Regions from separate parts of the Homo sapiens genome. Here all the other regions are linked to region 3. A link is a contact called in ENCODE Hi-C data. All regions are on one chromosome and are shown on one strand. The core of a region is the stretch at or near the end of the contact, and the rest is flanking DNA. Distances in the headings are between cores, read along the strand shown.

What was found. A loop is a pair of places that touch in the nucleus more often than their neighbours do. Pooled maps may share reads with other maps.
Region 1: a map of CD8-positive, alpha-beta T cell shows a loop between it and region 3 (11-fold over the local background). The contact joins the promoter of SPRED1 here to the promoter of FSIP1 in region 3. A Hi-C loop is called at or near these places in 2 of 168 maps with a recorded cell type or tissue (CD8-positive, alpha-beta T cell and gastrocnemius medialis), 1 of 37 single-sample maps with no recorded cell type and 12 of 50 pooled maps.
Region 2: a map of CD8-positive, alpha-beta T cell shows a loop between it and region 3 (25-fold over the local background). The contact joins the promoter of INO80 here to the promoter of FSIP1 in region 3. A Hi-C loop is called at or near these places in 2 of 168 maps with a recorded cell type or tissue (CD4-positive, alpha-beta T cell and CD8-positive, alpha-beta T cell), 1 of 37 single-sample maps with no recorded cell type and 6 of 50 pooled maps.

The regions. Positions count from the first base shown.
Region 1 is chr15:38,249,450-38,254,180 of GRCh38, forward strand. It overlaps SPRED1 (sprouty related EVH1 domain containing 1), which reads left to right and starts at 3,387. Exons shown (of 7, transcript NM_152594.3): 1 at 3,387-3,768. The coding sequence starts at 3,737. RefSeq lists silencers at 2,737-3,036, 3,047-3,096, 3,197-3,296, 3,477-3,536, 3,547-3,596 and 2 more.
Region 2 is chr15:41,114,038-41,118,387 of GRCh38, forward strand. INO80 (INO80 complex ATPase subunit) reads right to left here and starts at 2,243. Exons shown (of 36, transcript NM_017553.3): 1 at 1,936-2,243. RefSeq lists enhancers at 1,105-1,885, 1,511-1,560, 1,641-1,690, 1,741-1,820, 1,886-2,665 and 2 more and a silencer at 1,921-2,190.
Region 3 is chr15:39,779,733-39,784,553 of GRCh38, forward strand. FSIP1 (fibrous sheath interacting protein 1) reads right to left here and starts at 3,109. Exons shown (of 12, transcript NM_152597.5): 1 at 2,896-3,109. LOC105370941 (a long non-coding RNA gene) reads left to right here and starts at 3,174. Exons shown (of 1, transcript NR_135665.1): 1 at 3,174-4,821. RefSeq lists a silencer at 2,739-2,918 and an enhancer at 3,219-3,348.

The DNA of each region.
Region 1 (4,731 bases), core at 2,137-4,636, 1.5 Mb before region 3:
TTAATGTTCAAATCTCTCCAGTTGTCCCAAATTTAAAAATATTTAAGTCACGATCCAAATAAGATCTCACACATTGTCTTTGGTTGGTACGTCTCTTTACTCTTAAGGTCCAGACACCCGGATAGATAAGTCGAGGCCTCCTGAGTATAGAGCAGCCAGTGATTGACAGTCAGACTAGAAGATCCCTTGGCTCTGAGCAGTAGCACCATTTCTGACTGCTTCAGAGTAGAAGACTCTGAGCTCTGCTAAACCAAAGCAAATTTTTAAAAAGTTGGTGAGATCTTTAACAACTGGGTGAGAGAACTACAAATGCGTTGTTGAAAAAAGGGCACAAAAGTGTTCTAGAAATGGCATAGGACCACCAAAGGCTGTGGATGGTTTGCTGACTATGTCTTGGTCGTGGAGTTGAGAGCAATCTTTAAAGCATTAATTTGGGCTATTGATCACATCTTGCTCCCTTTATGTAAGCAGTGTGTGGTGTATGTGGAATGTGGAAATAGCCAGCACAGTGCCTGGCTCATGACAACCAAGATTCTTCCAAAGACTATACTGACAATTTCCTTGATACACTAGAACCTCAAACAGATGCAAATCTTCAAAAGATAAAGGCCTTTGCAAATGACCGACTTTCCTTCTATTTACTTAATCATAATAACTGTGATAGTTTCATTTATTAATGGCTTACTAAGGACCAGGCCATGTGTCTAGCAACTGATAGTTATTTGTTGAATGCATGAACAAGAATATTGAATGCTTTACATTTAATCCTCAGAGCATCTGCCACTATTTTGCCATGAAGTTTATTACTATCTCTGACAAAACAGTAGTAAGAACTAGGACTTATTCTTACTGTGAATTCTTAATCTGTTCTAAGTAACTCTGTATATTATTATCTCGTTCATCAGCACAACAGCTGTGTAAGTTAAGTACTATTATCCCCATTTTATGCAGGCCCAGAGTTTCAGTAACTTGGATAAGAACACAGATTATAACTGATGGTACTTGACTGAAACTTGAGCAGCCTAACTGGTTAACAGTAGTCCTGGAAGGGGAAGAGGCCAGTATCAACACTCCCATGTATAAGTTCTTGGCAAGAATAAGTTCAAAAAGGCAGGTTTAGAGGTCATGTCTAGCACAGACCATCATCAACATTGCCCCTCTCTTTCTCAAGAGTAAGGACAATGCTGCTGCTGAGGCAGGAATCAAGTTACATAAAGAGACCTCAGAAATCAATGGGATGGTTTTTTGGGTACATTGACTGGTTTAGCGCCTCTGTTCATTCGTCAAACATTTATTAAGCACCTGCTACGTGCAAAACACTGTTAACAGTGCACTACTGTGCACGCTCATTCTCAGAACAACAATCCTGCGATTCCTGGAGAGGGATGGTAGAAGAGGAGTGCTGCCTTGTTAACGAGGTTCTCCCAACTTCTTTTTTTCCTCGGGAATTGTTCTCTTTAATGTGGCACCAGCGGCAACCTTCATTCTTAGGTCGCACAAATCTGAGAAGGAAGAGAAAAACATTGCACGCAGGGCGAGACTTATATCTGGGAAGATGCGTCAGGAACTTGGGAGCACTTGGGATTCAGTCCCCTAAGGTGGTTCATGTACAGGCTGGTTTTCTAAGTGGAGAACAGATAATAGAATTTGCAGAGCCAGGAGCTCTGACTCCTGTGGCTGGGCTGACCTTAGGCTCCAGCCCGCAACCCCAGTAGGTTTCTGTGCAAAAATCTTTTGAGATGAATGCATACTTTGTCTTCTAACAATGCATTCGTGACAGCTGTCTATCCAATCGGTCCGCCTCCGTTCAGAGCAGTTCGTGCCACAGAAGCATCTCCTGCGCTATAGTTATGCAACCTCACTCGCAGCGGGAGTTATTTCCTCCGTTCTGGCTGCGCCAGATTCATGTAACACGCCTACCCTGGGCTTCAATGGAAGTCGTTCTCCATTAACAATCACTCCAGCTTTCCGAGATGAATGCCCTGATAGCATACCCCTTGCGCAGTAAGAATCCAGGCAGCGAGGCGAGGTGTTAAAACACACATACATTCTCATATTCTCTCTCTCTCTCTCTCACACACACACACACACACACACACACACACATACACTTCGTGCATGCAGCTAGGGGACTGCAGCAGTGCAACCAGGGGGACAGCAGGAGGAGCTCTCTTTGCAGTCCCTGCTTCTAACCCCCACTAACTAAAGATGAACTCATGCCAGTTCCATTCTTTGCTCTGCAAAGAAAACACACACACACACACACACACACACACACACACACACACACACACGGCAGAAGAGAGTAGCCTCCAGATTTCCCCTCTGAGCACACTGTCTTTCTAGCCTCTTCGTTCAAGCAACCCGGATATTCCAAGCAGAGTAACGGGGAGTAACGCGCCACAACAATGCAACCTCCCTAGCAGCTCCCCTCGCAGCTCCCACCCCCGCCCCCTTTCGCGGCGTGCCAAGAGTTTGGAGCGCGCGCACGCACACCGAGCACGGTGCAGGGAGGATATCCCTCCGCCTCCCTCCCCCTTTCTCCGCTAAGTGGCTCGACAACGATTTGGGAAATGAAGGGAGGAGGGAACTACTTTCCTGAAACTTGCTATGCTGCACATGACTTCGAGTTGCAGTGATTCGCCCGGAGGCCGCGGCTTTTAGTCCTACCCACACACCCTCACAGCCTGGGCACCCCGCTCGGCAGCCCCACCCCGCGCCCGCTCTGGCCTCCGGGGAAAGCGGGCGGCCGGGAGAAGTCGCGAGGGACTACTTCGCCTCCTTCTCTCGCGGGCGCCCCCGGTTCGGGCAGCGGCTGCGGCGGCGGAAGGAGCGGGCGGCGTGAGCGCTTCCGCCGCCCCCCTCGCGGCTCCCCTCTCTCGGGCGTGAGGAGCTGGCCCGCTGAGCTGCTGGTGGGCACTGGCTGGCGGGGAACCTGCAGCCGCTCTTGTCCTCTCCCGCCGCTTCTCGGGATCCTGCCCCCCGGACCCGGGCCCGCCCGCTCTTCTCCGGCCGGGTGGGAACGATCGGTTTGCCTGCCCCTCGCCTCACACGCTCCCCGCCGCCCCCTCCACCCCCCTGAGGAGGAGTCCCGGCTGGAGCGTGTCTGGAGGAATCCGCCGCCGCGGGGCCCCTAGCCCTGCTCTGCCGGCGCCTGAGGACCGACCCAGACGCCGCCGGGGGTTGAGGGGCAGCCGGCGGCGAGGCGGGAGATGGTGGGGTGGGCTCCGGCAGGACCGCGCCGCCGCTGCCCGGAGCCTGGGCTCGGCACCCCCCCGCCGGCCCCCACCGAGCGGAGCTCTGCTTCCTCCTCGCCGCATCCCTGAGGGAAGCGCCGCCTCTGCTCCCGGGTTCTCCGCCCGCCGACTCCTTCCTGGCCGGACCCCGCTGCGCTCCACCCCAGTGGCTGGAGGAGCAGCTCTCCAGTCAGCCTTTGCAGCCCCTCTCTTTTTCCCTTTCCACCGGGCCTCCTCGGATCCCTTGGCTGGGCACTGAGGCGGGGGAAGAGGCTGGGGTCGCCACGGCGGAGGTTGCTGCCGCCACCCCCCTGCGGGGGTGGCCGGGGTTCCCGGCTGGGGGGGTACCGTTCTGGGTGAGGCATCCACCATGGTGAGGCCCCTGTGCCGCTGCCCCCGCGCCCCCCCGGCCGCCGCTGCCTCCTGCCCCTCGGTGCTGCTGTTGCTCCCCCGCCTGCTGTTGCTCCTCCATCTCCAGATCGGATCACGGTGAGGGAAAGATGAGCGAGGAGACGGCGACTTCTGACAACGAGTAAGCGCCTCATTGATCTCGATTGCTAATCCCCCTCCCCCTATCCGCCCTCGGCTCTCCCCCAGACCCATCCGAAACTTGGGTGCCGGAAAGCTTGCGACCCTGGAGAGTTCGGTGCATCTTCTGGAGATAGCTGATTTCTTTAGCCATTTTTAGTGGCAGCACCCCTCCCCATCCTCCCACATTTAGCTGCTTTCTTTTGGGGTAGGGGATTAAGTGTTGGGAGAGGATGGCAATTGTACGTCTATGAGAGGGAATAATGTGGATGGATGGAAGTGGAGTAGAAACTACCCCTTTGCCTGTGAGACCCCTGTCCCGTCCTTTTTCACTCACATACCAGTCACCATACCTTCAGTATCCATCCTACTTCCTTTATAGCTGTTTCACTTGGAAACTAATGTGTGGGAGCACCTCCTGCAGCAAACTGCTCTTGAATCTTAATTCGATGAGTCAGTGACTCTTAAATACCGATTAAGCCTTCACCCTCTCCCCCCTCCCCCTTTTAAACTTATGACCTGTAAGATTCTTGTAAAAAATAGGGTTAGGGAAACATTTTTAGAATTTAATAGGATTAAGGACACCTGGAGTGTGGGCGATGTTGAGCTAGAGTTTACCTTTGTGAATATTGGACGTGTCTTCAGGAACGGAGAAGAATTTTGAATGCTAATTTTTACCTTTCAGCTATGTGAAAACACATGATTTACGTTGATGTAACCGAATTTACATTGCTGAATATGTTGGTGATTTCATTAACTTTTAGAGCATTCCGGTTTAAGTTTTAGCTTATTTGGGCTTTCTCCTTGCTTTCCAAACGAAATACTTCGTCTTTTAAATGTTTTGCTTTAACGTGACAGCTGCGTGGAGAAATAATGGTTGGCAACACTTTTCTATTGAGAAGGGATTTAATTCCAAGCAGAATATTAGCATCCGTTTTCTTGTAATTAAGTTCAACTTTTGTTTATC
Region 2 (4,350 bases), core at 993-3,492, 1.3 Mb after region 3:
GTAGGTGGATCACGAGGTCAGGGGCTCGAGACCAGCCTGACCAACATGGTGAAACCCCGTCTCTACTAAAAATACAAAAATTAGCTGGGTGTGGTGGCGGGCGCCTGTAATACCAGCTACTCAGGAGGCTGAGGCAGGAGAATTGCTTGAACCCGGGAGGCGGAAGCTGCAGTGAGCCGAGATCACGCCACTATACTCCAGCCTGGGCGACAGAGCCAGACTCCGTCTCAAAAAACAAAAAAAAAAAAACATTCATTTTAAAGTCTAGAAGGTATGCAACTTTTACCACACATAATGATCTCAAATTGTTTTATAGGAGGAGGAGCTTGGAAATTTCAAACATAAAATGCAACTAGAACAGAATATTATTTGGCATTAAAAGCAAATGAGGCCATGTGCGGTGGCTCATGCCTATAATCCCAGCACTCTGGGAGGCCAAGGCAGGCGGATCACTTGAGGTCAGGAGTTCGAGACCGGCCTAGCCAACATGGTGAAACCCCGTTTCTACTAAAAATACAAAAATTAGCCGGGTGTGGTGGCAGCCGCCTGTAATCCCAGCTACTGGGGAGGCTGAGGCACGAGAAGTGCTTGAACCTGGGAGGCGGAGGTCGCAGTGAGTCGGGACCCCGCCACTGCACTCCAGCCTGGACGACAGAGCGAGACTCAGTCTCAAAAAAAAAAAAAAAAAGGAATTAAGTACTGATACCTGCTACAACACGGATGAACCTTGAAAACACCATGTTAAGTGAAACAAACTAGGCAAAGAAAGATACATATGTTTCTTTTTTAGGTAAATTTAGGCAAAAAATATATTAATAGTTACCTAAGACTGGAGGGAGGGGGAATGGGGAGTGACTGCTAAATGGCTTCTAGAGATTCTCTTTTAGGGTGATGAATTAAATAGTGGTTGATGGCTACAGAATTTAATAAATATAGTTTCAGAAAATTACTTAATTATACGCTTTAGAAAGCGGAATTTTTTGGTATTTGAATCATATTTCAATAAAGCTATTATTTAATTTAAGTTGCCACTGAAAAGCCACAATAATTTTGTTGTGGAGGAAATAATGAAAGTCACTGACTGGAAAAGTAACCTGTGACGTTAGCCAGGTCAACCTCCAAATTCCTTCCCCCATTTCTAACAAGTACATCAAACTAGAGACAGTGTGTGAATCAAAGAATTCCAGGCACAGTTGGCTGTTAACTAGAATAGTAAGTGGCTGCCTAGGTTCTGTCATTCCTAAACTGTAGGGGGCTTCTAGCCTCGGAGATTACGGAAGTAGTACTTTCCATTAGCGAGCTCAAGAAGGAATGTCAAAATAGGATGACACTTTCCTAGTCGCTATGTAAAAACCTAAAAAACCAGAAGAGGTGTCATCTAGACACTCCCAAGTCTATGCAGGTGTCAGCCTGCCCCCACCCAACACCAGCCAGCAGCGTGCACCATTCAACCGTATCTCAACTTGCCCCTTACAAAATGACACACTAACAAGCCCTTAGATCTCATTTGTTTAAAATGACAGATACACAACCTTCACGGGGTTCCCACTCAAGGCCTTCCAGCCTCCGCCCTGCCCCTGCCCACCCCCAAACCTACACACGTGTTAGCCCGACACCGCCCCACCGGGTCCCACGTGCACCTGGTCTAACACACTCCCCACGTGTGGGCGCCCCACGGGCTTCCTCAGGTGGCTGAGGTCACCGCATGACCCCGGGTCTCCAGAGATATGAAACGGGAAGGACAAGGCCCTAGTCCCTGAGGTCCCAACCCTGCGGGGAGTGTCCACACCCATCCTCCATACTAACCCCAACAAATCCAAGGGCCGGGGGCGACGGCCCCTTTAAGACGCGGCCCAGTTGTCGCCCGCAGAGAGGGGCGCAACAAGACCTACACAACCCCCACTCCGTTCGCCCGCCCACGTCTAGTTGCCTCACCTCGGGCCGCCTGGCCCCGCCGCCGCGACGGCGGCGGAGGGGGGGCGGGGTGCGGGCGGGGTCCGGAGGGGGGGGTCGCCCCGCCGACGGTGGAGCCGCGGTTCGCTCTCTGAGGCCGTGGGACGGTGACTGCGTTGGGCGTGGACGCTCCTAGCTCGCTCCCTCCGCGGCTCCTGGGACCCCAAGATGGCGGCGGCGCTGAGGCGGCTGCGGGCGCTGGGCCGGCGGCGGCGGCGGCCACTTTCACTCACTGAGAGGAGCGGAGCAGGGACACGGGGAGCCATGGCGGGGGGGAGGAGAGGCGCCATAGCCAGGCCAGAACAATCGAGCCGCTACACGGGTGGCTTACCCCCACCCCGCCCACACTCACTGCTCGTCGCCTGCCCGTGGCCACCCGTAGTGCCGCTGCCGTCGGCCTCGCGCAGCTCGCACCCCGCCGCTGCCACCTGACGCCCCGTGCGAACCGGGGTTCGAGGGGAGACCCTGATCCATGCCATCTGAGTACAGATTAGTCGGGACTGGGACTGGCGAAGATTGCCGAAAGGCGGCGGGGAGGAGGAGGAGGATGTCATCGCTACAGTGAGCAAGCAGATCTCGCAGGAGAAAATGTCGCGAGAGCTTTCCAGGCCCGCAACCGCCGATGCAAGGTTACTTTTCCCGGAAGTAACGTCAATCGAAACCGCCCGGGATCCTGGGATATTTGTTCCCGCAGGCTAGAGGTGGGAAGGTGCAGCCAAGTTGATAAGATCTCTTTAGGGGAAGGAGAGGCTCGCAGCTGGTATTTTGTTACTAGTTTCTGACCCCTTTGGATGGGGTTGTAGATTGTCGGGGAAGTGCCTGGTGTGTAGTTCGACTACTATACAGTAATTAGTTTGGGGCTCCCATTTAGACTCTGGGAGCAAGAACGCTATAGGTTGGGTAGGACAGCATAGTTAGATAAGATGTCTACGTGAAGGTTGTGGGATACAAGGACTTGGGAACACGCAGACCTGTTATCGGAAATGCCAGCCTGTTCTCACATCCACACAGTGTGCCTCTGAAAAGCGAATAATTGCTTTTACCTGTGCCAATTCTACAATTTGAGTCCACTGCCACCCACATTTACTAAACTTGGGGTCTCGCTATGTTGCCCAGTCTACTGGGCTGGTTCCCAGTCTCCTGGCCTGAAGTGATCCTCCTGCCTGGAAGGATCACCTCAGGCCAAACGTCTCAGAGCAGTCCATTAGACTGGTCAACATAGCGAGACCCCGTCTCTACAAAAAAGACAACATAATAAATGTAATCGACCCAACTACCAGGATGTGTGGTGAGAATTGCCTAGGGTAAGGCCTAGGTGTAGATAAGAATTAGAACTTACTGAAAGTTAAATATGCTGTTAATTCAGTTCCTTTGGGTCTCATTCTTTAATCCATTTTAACCTGGCCCTTAGCATTTAACTAAAAAGTACTTTATTAAGGTCATCAAGTAGCCTTCTTGTGCTGAGTTAACTGACCTTTAAAAAGTTAAATTTGTGTCAGGGTGCAGTGCCACACGCCTGTAATCCCAGCACTTTGGGAGGTCAGGTGGTCGAATCACCTGAGGTCAGGAGCTCGAGACCAGCCTGACCAATATGGTGAAACCCCATCTCTACTAAAAATACAAAAATTAGCCGGGCGTGGTGGCGGGTGCCTGTAGTCCAGCTACTTGGGAGCCTGAGGCAGGAGAATCGCTTGAACCTGGGAGGCGGAGGTTACAGTGAACCGAGATCGCACCATTGCACTCCAGCCTGGGCAGCAAGAGCGAAATTCCGTATCAAAAAGAAAAAAAAAAAAATCCATCTCAAAAAGAAAAAAAAAAAGTTACATTTGCAAGCCAAGCGCGGTAGCTCACGCGTGTAATCCCGGCACTTTGGGAGGCTGAGGCGGGTGGATCACTTGAGGTCGGGATTTTGAGACCAGCCTGGCCAACATGGTGAAACCTCGTCTCTACTGAAAAAAAAAAAAAAAAAAAAAAAAAAAGATTAGCCGGGCGTGGTGGCGGGCACCTGTAATCCCAGCTACTCGGGAGTCTGAGGCAGGAGAATCTCTTGAACCTGGGAGGCAGGGGTTGCAGTGAGCCGAGACTGAGCCACTGTACTCCAACCTGGGACAGAGCGAGACTCTGCCTCAAGAAAAAAAACCAAGAGTTAAATTTGCTTGAATGCATGGCCAGGCACGGTGGCTCACGCCTGTAATCCCAGTACTTTGGGAGGCCTAGGCAGGCAGATCACGAGGTCAGGAGTTTGAGACCAGCCTGACCAACCTTGAAACCCTGTCTCTACTAAAAATACAAAAATTAGCTGGGCATGATGGCGCGCGCCTGTAATCCCCCCAGCTACTCAGGAGGCTGAGGCAGGGGAATCGCTTGAACCCCGGAGGCGGAGGTTGCCGTGAGCGG
Region 3 (4,821 bases), core at 1,859-4,358:
ATTCATTTCAAACAAGATTAAAGTTTTTCATAGAGGCTTCTGAGAAATGCAATCAACATAGATGATTTAAAGCCAAAATGGGGACATATGGCTGCTATAATTTGGTATTTTGAGGTGAATAAAAGAATCAAAAGAAAATGAATCCTCCTCTGTTTAGTCATTATGAGTAGCAAGACTTTAAAAAGTGGGACTGATTTAGTTTCATTATTTTTATGTCTAAAAATTATTTATGTATGGTCAGTTTTTTTACTTTATATATTTGTGTATCTGTAAGGAATACTTGCCCATGCAGAAAAAACATCAAATAATACAGGTGAATATCAAAATGTTTTAAGTCAAAATTCGGCTTATCCCAAGAATTAGTGTTAATAGAGACTTGCAGGTCTCATTTTTTTAGGCATATGCAAACCTTCTATCTTTTATACCCATCGACTCCTCCCCAACGCAGACACACATACAAATGGCATGGTGCTTTGCAACTTGCTTTTTCACAATTAACAATCAATTTTGGCCAGGCGCGGTGGCTCACGCCTGTAATCCCAGCACTTTGGGAGGCCGAGGCGGGCAGATCACGAGGTCAGGAGGATCAAGAACACCCTGGCTAACACGGTGAAACCCCGTCTCTACTAAAAATACAAAAAAATTAGCCGGGAGTGGTGATGGGCGCCTGTAGTCCCAGCTACTCGGGAGGCTAAGGCAGGAGAATGGCCTGAACCCGGGAGGCGGAGCTTGCAGTGAGCCGAGATTGCACCACTCCGGCCTGGGCAACAGAGCGAGACTCCGTGTCAAAAAAAGAAAAAAAAATTTATTTTATCTATTTTTCTATATCACCATTTATAGATATACGTCATGCTTTCAAACAACAGCATAATATCCCATAGATGCAGCACTTTTTTCATCAGTTCACTTAGGTGGTATATAGAATATTTGCTATTAAAAGCAATTCTAAAACTTGCTCAAAATGTATCACAGACCTAAAGTAAAACTTCACACTATAAAATTTTCTTTTTGTCGTTGTTATTGTTATTGTATTTGTAGTAAAGACAGGTTTCACTATGTTGGCCAGGCTGGTCTCGAACCCCTGACCTCAAGTGATCTGCCTGCCTCAGCCTGTCAAAGTGCTGGGATTACAGGGGTGAGCCACCGTGCCTGGCCAAAACTATAAAATTTCTAAAAAATACATGTGACTGTGGGTTAGGCAAAAATTTCTTAGATACAACATCAAAGGCATGATTCATAAAAGAAAATATGGATAAATTGGAAGGCATCAAAATTTAAAACTTGTAGTCTTCAAAAGATGTTAAGACAAGGAAAACAAAACCCAAAGACTAGGAGCAAATATTTGCAAAACACATATCTGACAAAGGACTCATATCCAGAATATATAAACAAGTATCAAGACTCAATAACAAGAAAACAAAGGATTTGGACACACACATCACCCCAGATGATGTACGGATGGCAAAAGAGCACATGAAAAGATGTTCAACATCATTACCCCTCAAAAAAATAAAATAAAAATCACAATGAGATACCACTACACACCTATTCAAATGACAAAAATTAATTTTTTAGAAAACTGACAATACCAAGTGCTGACAAAGTTGGAGAGCAACTGTAACACTCATATTGCCAATGACAATGCAAAATCATCACTTTTCAAAACTGCTTAGCAGTTTCTTATAAAGTTAAACATATATTTACCATATGACTCCACAATCTCATTCATATTTACCCAAGAAATGAAAACATATTCACACACACAAAAAAAAACCTGTACATGAATATTTATACCAGCTTCATCAATAATAGCCAACAACTGGAAAGAACTCATCCAAATATGCCTCAAGTAGGAAATGGATAAATATACTACCGTAGATCCATACAATGGACTATTACTCAGCAACATAAAGGAACAACTGATACACAGAACATGAATGAATAGCAACTGCATGATGCTAAGCTGAAAGAAGCCTGATTCAAAAGGCCACAGGGTGTTTGCTTCCATCAATATGACATTCTGGAATAGGCAAAATTACAGGAACAAAAAACTAGGAAGTTGTTGCCAGGGATGGCGTTAGGGGAGGGATTAAATACAAAGAGCACTAGGGAATTTGGGGTTCATGATGAAACTTCCGTATGCTGATTGTGGTGGTTGGTAATTACATAACTGTATACATTTGTCAAAACTCACAGAACTGTAGATTAAATGGGTGAGGCTTACCATAAGTAAGTTATACCTCAATTTTAAGTTAATATATTTGTGCCAATCTTTCTTTAGTTATGCTCATACATCCATAAAATATATTAGAATTGCTGAGTCAAAGAACACTTATGTTTCAAATTTTGGTAGTTCGCCAAATTGTACTCCAAAAAGGCTGCACCAAATTACACTACTTCCCCTACACTGGGCTGGGGCCCATCTGGTTATGTCAAAGCTGTTTCATCTTCTCCAGTCTCATAGGTGTAAAAGGTATCTGTGAATTTGGTTTACATTTCTTCACGAGAAAAGTTGAGTCTCTAATCAATTGTTTGCTGTTTGCATCTTTTTATTTTTCCTGTGAAATGCCTATTTGCATCCTTTGCCGTTTACGGTCTAGTTTAAATGGCTGGTGATCAGTTCTAGATCTTGGTGGGAAGATCCAAATCTCGGGAAAGTAGAAGCCTTGGTTACAGGTCCTAATGTTAGGTGATTCCTGGAGAAATAGCCTCCGCGGAGGCAGAAGCCGCTGGGGCCCCGCCCCCAATGAGCCCGCCCCCGCCCTCTCATTGGCCCTGTCCGCTCTCCCTGACAGTCCATCTACATGCCAAGCGGCCCGACGCAGCTCCGCCCCGCCCACTCCTCGGCGCACCGCCCCGCGACCGAGCTCCGCCCTCATCTGCGCGGCCCCTCACCTTCCCGCCGGGCCTCCTCGAGGAACTGGCCGCCGTCAGTCAGGGCGCAGATGGCCGCAGAAGCGCGCCGCAGACACTCGCCGCGCCAGCCACTTACCCCCAGAGGAGAGGGGTCTCTCCCGCCACCTCAGCCTCTCTGGTAGTGGAAGAAGCCGCCGGTCCAGATCCCTCCTGCCTGTGGGACCGCTGTTTCCCTGGCAACCAGATGCGCGATGCTTCCGGTCTCGCGATAGCGGAAAGGGCTGTACCATCCGGAAATGGGACCGGGGCCGGCGGCTGTTGGAGCCCTGCGAGCTGGGACGGCCGGCGTGTGTCCTTCCGTCTTCGCTGCCGACGGTGGGGGTTGGGAGCGATTTTTCGTCTTTAGGTTGGATTCGGAACGCGGACGTCTGGATGCTTGTGTATCTCTGTCCCTCATATTGCTGTGATGCCTTACAGGTCAGTTATCCTCTCCGAGCACAGTTTCCTCCTCCGTAAAATGGGAACAATAATAATTCCCTTCTTACAAGACTTGTGCAGCTCAAAAAGACCATGTATGTGAAGCTCTAGTAAATTTGGGGTGCTATGGAAATTTTAAAAATATGAGTTTTGCACAGATTCGGCTACAGTCCAAAAAGAGTTATAATTGCTTTTTGCACCTTCTTTCATTTCGTAGTTTCTCTAATTCTCAGTGCACGAAAATTATTTCCCTACGTCCACAAACTGATTTTCCTCACCTCCATTGCCATCATTTCTCCTGCTTTCCAGTCTGAACAGCACATTACCGTTTACAGGGCATTTTCACATTCATGGCCCCTTTGTCCTCATTGTTTTAACTAGGTACGATGTGGTTTTTTTTCAGCGAAGCAAATAGTCGTAGGCTGAGTTGCCGAAAGAACACAGCTGCAGTCTAGGCGAGTGCTGGGTATAAAAACCTGGCTATAAATGCCATCCCTATGCTCCTGAATCCTGCATCTTATCACCAGCCCAGACTTCCCTGAACTCCAGACTCCTTTACCTAACTGCCTATTTGGCATATCCACTTAGATGTGTAAGCATCTCAAACTTAACACGGGAAAAAACAACTTCTCCAGAGTCCCCCACCCACTTTCTATCCATCTCAGCAAATGGTAATTTCAGCCTGCCATGCCTAGACCAAAAACCTTGGAGTCATCCTCAATTCTTCTTCCTCTCTCACTCTACAATCTATTTGTCCTATCAGCTCAACATTCAAAATATATTCAGAATCCAAACATTCGTCACAACTTCAGTGCTTCCATTCAGGTTCATACTGACATCATCTCTAAATGATAAGGCTTTCTGTTGGCTCTCTGACCTCCACTCCTACCTACTGCTTTCCCCTGGTAAACCTGGTTCCAGCCTCACTGTCCTCATTGTTAGTGTTTCTGTGCAGGGATTTCTTCCCAGCATTTCTCAGGGAATTTATGTGGCTTTCCAAATCTCAAAAGAAAAAAAGTTGCAAACTGAAGAAAATGGGAGAAAGTATCCTAATCCTCCTATGAGAATTAAAACTTAGCAGCCGACCTAGAGATGTTACTGAAGAAATTCACCAATGTCAAGTTGAAAACCAGCACAGGAAATGCTGAGTTCGAGGTTGAGGTGAACATTTTCAGGAACCAGGTCAGGAGCACTTGGGAGAGACATGGCCACAATCTCATCAGTCAGTCTTGTTTGTAGTTGGTGCCATGAAAGCCTATGTTCCTGGCCCTGTGTGCCGCTGGCAGTGAGTCATTCTTGCAAATAAAATATAAATAGGTTGATACTCATTGTATACTTTATACAAATTCTATGAGCAGTGTTCAAAAAAGTAACGGGTTTTGGATTCAAAGTAAATCCTTAAATTGACAGTTTCCAACCCATGATTCTGGGTAGTACAGTTAACCCTGCTAGGAGATCTATTATTTGAATACTCCTCAATAATGTTCT